Linked DNA regions of Mus musculus: region 1 is linked to region 2. A link is a loop called in an ENCODE intact Hi-C map of the cell type or tissue named here. Cell type or tissue: left cerebral cortex. All regions are shown on one strand.

Region 1 (4,000 bases), 54 kb before region 2:
ATTAAAAGAACTGTAAGAGGGGAACGGTCTTGTTTCTCATTTCTCCTTTGCTACATTTGCATAATCTTTGTTGAAGCCAGCTGAATGTGAAGCCCTAAATAAATTCCAGGCATTTAAATATTTAAAAGGATTCAGCCACAGCTCTCTACTCACCCGAAGAATAAATGTGTTCAACAAAGAAAATAACACCCTCGCAGATGCAGCCCGGATAGACTGTGTCCACCTTGTCACTGAATTAGAAAACGTTAACAGCGAAGCTTGCATTTGACGGGCTCTGAAACTGGCCGTGTGCCAAAATATTGTTTCCCTGCTAGAGAAAGCGGTGGGTGTGTTTCATGCTGGCAGCTGGCCAGCCAGGGGCTCTGACGCAATCACTCGGTCCCCATAACTGCTTTGCAACTAATTTTAGGGCAGTTAAATCCGGGTGATGTCTGGTGGCTGCCGTGCGTCTGGTTCAGTGGCGCTTTCTAAATCCATCCTTTTAGCTTGGCACCACAGCTTCTGGTTCTCTCTAGAATAAGCCTGGGGCAGAGGGGATGTTGAGTCAGTGAGGGAACACTGAGGCTGGCAGGTGGGGAGAGGCTGGGCTCAGGCCTTACCTTGTGCTGCGTCATGGAGGCAAAGCTCGGGCCACCGTGTGTGTGTGTGTGTGTGTGTGTGTGTGTGTGTGTGTGTGTGAGACAGGCTGAGGAGGGGGTGGGGCACACCGAGGCTCCACCTTCCTGCAGCAGCCCTCAGGCCAGTTTTCCTTGCAGTCTCTGGTCTCTGCCAGCTTCACGGTGCTAAAAACTGAATCCAACCATCCTTTCTGGGAAATGTAAAGTTAGAAAAAAAGATAACTAAAAAAGTCATAAAGGAGCCGCAGCTATTTGGAGTGTCTTACAGAGGAGAACCAGAGCTTCGTTCTGTGTGTGGGTGCGCATGTGTGTTGACCTTTGGGCCAGTCAAGGACACCGCCAGTGTCTTTCCACATTATTTTCAGCTATGCTGGCTGGCCAGAGGGACTCAGGGGTCCTTGTGACTCCATTCTCCAGGGCTGAAATCACAAACATGTGCCACCTTGCCCAGCTTTTTATGTGGGTTCTAGAGATCAGACTCAGGTCCTCATGTCTGCCAGTAGGCACTTTTCCCAGTGAGCCATCCCCCCCCACAACTCTCACAGACAGTTTTAATAATGACTAGGGGTTACAGGCTACAGGTCTGCTTGATAGAGCCATTGATGGATTGCTGAGTTGGCAGGGAACCTCCAGAGTTCCAGACCTCCAAGGGCAGACAGAGTCCTTTACCGCAGCTCCGGCAGAGTCGGTTCGTACAGTTTTAGACCTTACAGAAACCCTTGGGCTCTTTCTCAGCGGGATTTCCCTATCTGGCTGTTTCAGATTAGAGCTTCCTGCACTGAGGGTGCTTAGAGAGCAATGGGAGCCTGAGCCTGAGCTGAGCTTTGGAAAATGGTTGGGATTTGGAGCCTTTCCAAGTATGGCACTCATTTAGATAGGCCTTGAACTCATGACAGCCTTCCTGGTTCAGCCCCATGAGCGCTAGGCTTACAAGTGTGCACCACCATGCCAGCGCTGGCTCTGTTTTAAACTGTATTTCAACATAAGCTGTAAGTACGGAATCCTTGCTTTTCATGACTGAGCACTTCCTGTTACCTGAGGTGAAATTTCTAGAATGAAATGCAGACAGCTTAAGTGTGTTGTTCATCCTGTGAGTTTGGGCATGCGTGTAATCTGTTGTAACCTATGCTTCAGTCAGGGTGTGAAGTGTACTGACTCCCCAGAACGCCTCTCCTGTCCCTTCCTGGGCAACTTGCCCCACCCCCACCCCAGTTTCTAGTTTTCTACTGTGAAGTGTTGCATGTTCTTGAGGAGATATAAATAGCAACTCAGTTACAAGGGTCACACTCTCAGCTCTGTGTGGAAATATTACTATATTAACTTTAGATCTGCCTTTAAGTAGATCACACACTTCCTTTGCTCTCCCCATGGGCTCAGGGATCATTTTCAGTGGCCTGCGATTTCGGGAGCAGCTTTCTCTCTCTCACCTGATCTCTTTGTCGTTTGTACTCCAATTCCCTGCCAAGCAGTGACTTCCTGCCTTGTCCAGGCATCCATCCACCTGCCTGGTTTTTACCACTGTGCACTCTTGAGACTCAGGTGAGTCTGGCCTCTGTGTCCTGGCATCTGCACAGGGCTGGCAGGGGCTCCTGGCACTGGCTCAACTGCTTTGCCTCTGAAGATGGGTCAGTAGAGCTCAGCTGTTCAGCTGTGTGTGCTATTTGGAAAACTTGAGGCAGAAGAAGACATGGGTGTGTCCTTGTGAAGCGGAGGACTCATTTTTAGTTCAAACACAACAGTTGCTCCAACTCCCTGAATTCAGTTTGATGATGTCATCTGTGGAGGACACGAACCACCTAAACCGGGAAGACCAGATTTCAGATCTGCTGTGCTGAGGTGATACTGGCGAATGCAGGAAAATCTCGGAGGAATTACAAGTAACTTTCAGACCTAAGAGCTGCGCCTTTGCCACGCCTTAGTTGCCGAAGCCTGGGATGCCCCGGCCTCTACAGCTGTGAGCAGTTCTAGCTTCTACTCAATGTTTGCAGTTCCTGGTGGCTTCACGTGTTTGTTTTCAGTGTGTGACTCTTGCACGGGGACAGGTTGGCTCTGGTGGGTACTCTCCCTGGTCAAGAAGACCCACTCGAGTATAGTGCTGACATCCAAGAAGCCTTCCTTTGTACTGCACAGCCTGAGGTCTGTGCGATGCTACTCTGAACCTAGGCTCCTCCCATGTCCTTCCTCCTTCATAAGGCTTCATCCCCATCTCACCAAGTGACCCGTGGTCCCCACTCAGGCTTGCTGAGAAGAAAGGACCGTCTGTGAGGTGGGTGGCTAAGGGTCCCTCTCACTTTGCCCGCATTCTTCTGATGACCTTACCTGATCCCGGGAAGCTGGGAATTGTTGTTACTGCCATCCCTGGCTTATGTTAGTTCTGTGGAGGTGACTCCAGACTTCATGACTCCTTGTCTGAGATTGATGCTCATGAATAAGGCTTCCCTGAAACCTGCCTCCATAGCAGGTGACTCCTGAGACATCATGTGTTGTTGGGAAAGTGAACCAGTGCAGTTGATGATCCTGGGCCCTGGTTCATCCTCTACTTTTATCCTACACTGTAAGGGGTGTGTGTGTGTGTGTGTGTGTGTGTGTGTGTGTGTCCATGGCTGTGGTGTCCACGGCTTTCTCACCAGAGCCTCAGTTTCTGTACCTGTGAACAGGGGGCAGTTGTTCACCATGTTCCTGGGAGGAGTCTGTCAGACACCCAGGAGCATGCTTTGCGATTTCCGTGGGCTCCTCTGGACCAGGCTCAGGTCTGCAGGCTCAGCCCTTGGTGGTAGAAGGCAGCTTGGTGTTGCTGTTGGGATTCTTTCATCGTGGGAAGAGTAGACTTTCTAACTATGCTTCCTGGTCAGTCTTAAAGTCTTTGCTATTGAAGGCATCACTGCCCTGTGCTGCAGACCGCAGTTGGTTCCATGTGGAGGAGGGGGAGTAAAACTCAGTATGGATATGAGTGAGGGCAGACTCTTGGAACTGCACCTAATGATGCTTCTGGGGACATGGCTCAGAGAGTGTAAGGAAAGACCTGGCTTCCCATTTACAATCCAGAGAAGGTGAAGGGGTGGCTATTCCAGGACAGGCGTAACAGTGACTGCTTTCTCAGGGGCTCTGGGGTGTGCGTACATTCAGAAATGTTCCATGGGCATTTCGGCTCTGTCCCACCAGCAGGAGAGGACTTCAGGGGCCCGCTGGCTGCTAGCACCTTACAGTGCCCTTTCCAGGTGTCAGCTCAGGCTCGTAGTAGTGGCCACTGTGGAGCTTGTGGGGCCGTCTGTGGTTGCCCGAGGGCTGGGTCAGTGTCCAGGGGCTGGTAATGGTGTGGTCAGCTTTCCTGGGCCTGCCTTAGTTCTCCTGTGTGTTCTAAGGACGTGCAGAGCCATCCATGA
Region 2 (4,000 bases):
GAAGAGCAAGTAGGTGGACAAGGAAGGGAAGAATCAGAGGAGAGCCTCAGCATGGAAGTGCTGGAGCCCGTGAGGTGCCTGCCGGGCAGAAGTGCAGGGCTCTGTCCCTACAGCTCTTCTGAGGTGGTGCACTCTCAGCATACAGGGCTGGGTCCTGTAGCCTCTGTAGTTACTGCAAGCATCTCTGTCCTTTGTCAGTTTTCTCCATGCCTCTGGCTCTCCAAGGCCCCTTGGTCTCTGTGGAGGTGCATGCCTCTGCTAACATTCACCTGCCCGCATCTTTTCTCCAGTCCTGTGCTAACCCTCCTTTCCTTACAGCCTTCCTCTCTGGGTGGATGCCATCCCTGTGTGGTGTGCCACCTCCTTGCAGTTTGTCTGGGCACAGGCATTGTACTGTGTTCCACTTTGAATGTGGTCTTCACAAGGTGAGCAGCTGTCTCTCTTCAGGGACACTACCGCAGTGCTGGCTTGCTACCAGTCTGAGCAAGGGCTTAGTTCATGTTTGCTGCAAGAGTAAATGAACAGTGTCTTAATTGAGTTTGTTCTTGTTTGTTTGTGTCTTCTGTGAGTCTTCTTCGCACTGTGGGAAGGTACCTGCCACACAATAGAGCCATTTGGGTTCCAAGTTCATTGTGAATTGAGCAAAGGCTGCCAGGAGACAGGAAGAACGGAGGGGGTTGTTTGCAGTCTGTGCTGGTCCCAGGGCTGGGGGTGGGGCTCCTCTGTTGTGCCTGCTCATCCTGCGAGCCCAGCACAGCCCCAGAACAGCTCTGTCCGTGCCTCATAGAAGTCACTAAAGCCAGGGAGGCTCTGCCTTCAGCATCCATCTCCATGATTACTGCACTAATATTCATTTGAGTATTTATTTTCCTTTTGCTCAAGTAATTACGCTGCAGCAAAGCTTGACTGTAAAAAGTGGATTATGTAATTACCTCTCTAGAAAATTGGCTTTCAACTTGCACTTGGGATTCGTGTTTGAAAAGACCGAGGTTCTGCTGTGGGACACATGCCGGGTCTTTCCTGGGCTGTTGTGTATCTGGAGGTCACCTCTGCACAGCATAGGTGTTCCACAAACCCTGTGATATCATTTAACTTGGGTTACCACATACGTCCAGAGTCAGGTCCAACCAGTTAGAAGAGTCAAAAGTGAAAAACAGAAAAAATGAGATTCATTTTCTGTGGCTACATCGAGAGGAGGGACAAAGAGATCCAGGGAAACCCCCAAGTCTGTCTTTGGGTTCCTAGAATGGGAATTAAGTCTAAACAGGGGCTGGAGAATGTGCCTATCTCAGCAGCCATAAGGGCCCTGCCCACCTCAGCCACGCTCACTGACCCAGCTTCTCTGGGCTTCAGTTGCATCTGTCAGGTGGGCTGAGTTATTAGAACTGTGTGAAATTACTGTCTGTGTCTTAAATGGAAAGACGAGCCCGGAGCCTCCTCAGTCACACACTCTGGGCCAACAGGTCAGGACTGTTTCATGCTCCATAGACATGGGTCTTTTCCACGTGGTCTTAGGGAAACAGAAGAGAGACCGAGAGAGGAGAGGATTGCAGACAGAAAACTCTGTCTTGGCCGGGTCACGGTTGGCTTGGGTCACGGTTGGCTCATGCTGTCTCTGAAGGGAACTAGGTTTGAGTTACTTTGGTGTTTTGACATGGGGTATCATGTAGCCCTTCCTACATAGCTGAGGTTGGCCTTGAACTTCTGATCTTCCTGTCTCTGTTTCCTGAGTGCTGGGATGTGGACTCCACACAGCTTTCTTGATGTGTTCTGAGAACTGGGTGGACACAGATGGGTCCGTTTGTTTGTCTGTAATACTATTCTCTCTTTCCCTAAAGTAATTGAACTTACAAAGGTTCTTACATGGAAGGAAACATCAAGCTGATTGAACTAGCAGCCTGTAGAATGGGGGGAGCTTTGTCTGCTGTGCATCTGATAAGGGTTAATGTCTAAATTACATGATAAACTAAAAGAAATTCAGCACCTGAAAATACCCAGTAAGTCACAGACAGACACTTCTCAAGGAGGAGTGCAGGAGCATAAATACAGAATAATATCCAACATCTTTGCACAGAACATATCTTGCAAGGTAGGGTTCATCAGACAGGTGACTAGAAGACAGCTCAGGAGTAGAGGCTGTCTGAATTCTGACGGTTGGGTGGAGCCCAGGAGAGACCCCTGGTTGCTTCCTTCAGAGGGATGAAGGTCTTTCCCCCAGGACCTTGAACTAGTTCTTGTAAGAGTGAAGTGTTAGAGGTGGGAACCCCAACCCTGAGCTCCTGGCTCCCTGCTCATCCTGAACCCATGCTCAGAAGCCTCCAGAACTGGAACTAAACTTCCCCCTATTTAGTACCCAGCTGCAGGAACCTCATTTTAGTAACAGAAAGCTGACTGGGCTCCCTAAGACAAGATCTGGGGAAGCCAGCCTCTTCCTCCCACTGCCTTCTGCGGATGCTGGCCTTCTGCCTGTTGTTTTCATCTGAGTCTTGGGTATTTGTGTATATGTGTTCCTGTGTTTGTGTGGGGCATCCCATGTGAGCACGTGTGGGCTAGGCCAGACAGCAACTCCATCGGGGTTGTTCCTTAGACACTGGCAAGTGGGTGTTGGAGACAGAATCTGTCACTCAGCCTGAAGCTCATTGATGAGGTTAGAGTGGCTCTGCAAGCGGTCTCCTGACATGTCTTCATGATACACAGAGCAAACAAGTAAGTAAGCGCCATACGGGGCTTAAGAGTGACTGAGCAAATCCCTCATGTGGATGTCCAGCCTGCGTGTACATGCACACACACATATGTACATGCTTACACACAGACCATCCTTCACATACATATACACACGCATGCCTACAGACATACCCATACAACACACACATGCGTACACACATGCTGGGATAAAAAAGGAATCTTGCCTCAACTTCTCATGTGAGGATTGCAGATGTGAACCACATCCTGCCTCTGTTTGGATTCTTTCTCTATATAATTGCGTTTATCAGAATAAAAAGCCACATGTTGGCCGGGCGTGGTGGCACACGCCTTTAATCCCAGCACTTGGGAGGCAGAGGCAGGAGAATTTCTGAGTTCGAGGCCAGCCTGATCTACAGAGTGAGTTCCAAAACAGCTAGGGCTACACAGAGAAACCCTGTCTGGAAAAAAAAAAGCCACATGTTCTAGTTTAGAGACAGGAGAATGGTTCTACATATATATAATTGCTCTCTTCAGACACACCAGAAAAGGGCATCAGACCCCATTACAGATGGTTGTGAGCCATCATGTGGTTGCTGGGAATTGAACTCAGGACCTCTGGAAGAGCGGTTGGTGCTATGTGCTCTTAAACACTGAGCCATCTCTCCAGCCCAGATGTGTGGTTTGTGGGTAGGAGTGCTTACATGTGCTTAAGACACTGGGTGTTGATGATAGTAATTTTAGAATTAAGTAATCTTGAATAATAATGCTGGTTTTCTGGTTGTGTTTTATTTTCATGACAGAAAATCTTTCTCCAGGTCATGAGACTGCATTTGTGTAACACAATGGGACCCATCTGGGATGGAGGCATGGAAGGGTATTGGCTTCCGTGGGTCTCCTCAGTTTATGGTACTGTGTGGCTCCAGACTGTCCTTTGGGCAGTAGGGACACTTGGAGCTAGACAGAGACACTACAGTGCTGCGTCTCTCAGCACAGCCTGAGAGCACGAGCCCATAAAAATCCCCTGGAGTAGCTCTTGCTGGTTCTTGGGTCCCCTGGAGTAGCTCCTTGCTGGTTCTTGGACAGCTTGGCTGTGTCTGCAGAAGTCGCAGGTGGTAAAGCCTGGCTTTGTCATGTGCAGCTTCCACTGTGTACAAACAAGGTGTGCTTCACACACTGCTCACAACCACGCAGGGAGGAAGAGATCTGCAGTTTTCTCTCTTCCCTTCTGGCGTCTTCTCCCCTCACCCCTGAGGCTAGACAAGTCTCACCTGTCTTAGGCTGACCAGCCTCGCACTTCCGTTCCTTGATTGGAAGC

Evidence for each region. Peaks named below come from ENCODE experiments on the same cell type or tissue, not always from the same donor. Only the 100,000 strongest peaks of a DNase experiment are listed, where the experiment ranks them.
Region 1: a loop joins it to region 2, with 2.1 times the contacts of the local background. A loop is called at or near these places in 9 of 42 quality-filtered maps.

What each region holds. Positions count from the first base shown.
Region 1 is chr8:125,555,196-125,559,195 of GRCm38, reverse strand. The region is part of intron 1 of Sipa1l2 (signal-induced proliferation-associated 1 like 2); the gene reads left to right. It overlaps Gm51602 (a long non-coding RNA gene), which reads right to left and starts at 2,787. Exons shown (of 3, transcript XR_003947613.1): 1 at 600-2,787; 2 at 154-522. In left cerebral cortex, no CTCF peak of the experiment used is centred here; DNase peaks (open chromatin) are centred at 357, 1,461 and 2,371; H3K4me3 peaks cover 575 bases; H3K27ac peaks cover 1,846 bases.
Region 2 is chr8:125,501,486-125,505,485 of GRCm38, reverse strand. The region is part of intron 2 of Sipa1l2 (signal-induced proliferation-associated 1 like 2); the gene reads left to right. Among named protein-coding and RNA genes, the nearest start is that of 4930566D17Rik, 19 kb to the left of the region's middle. In left cerebral cortex, no CTCF peak of the experiment used is centred here; DNase peaks (open chromatin) are centred at 724 and 2,455.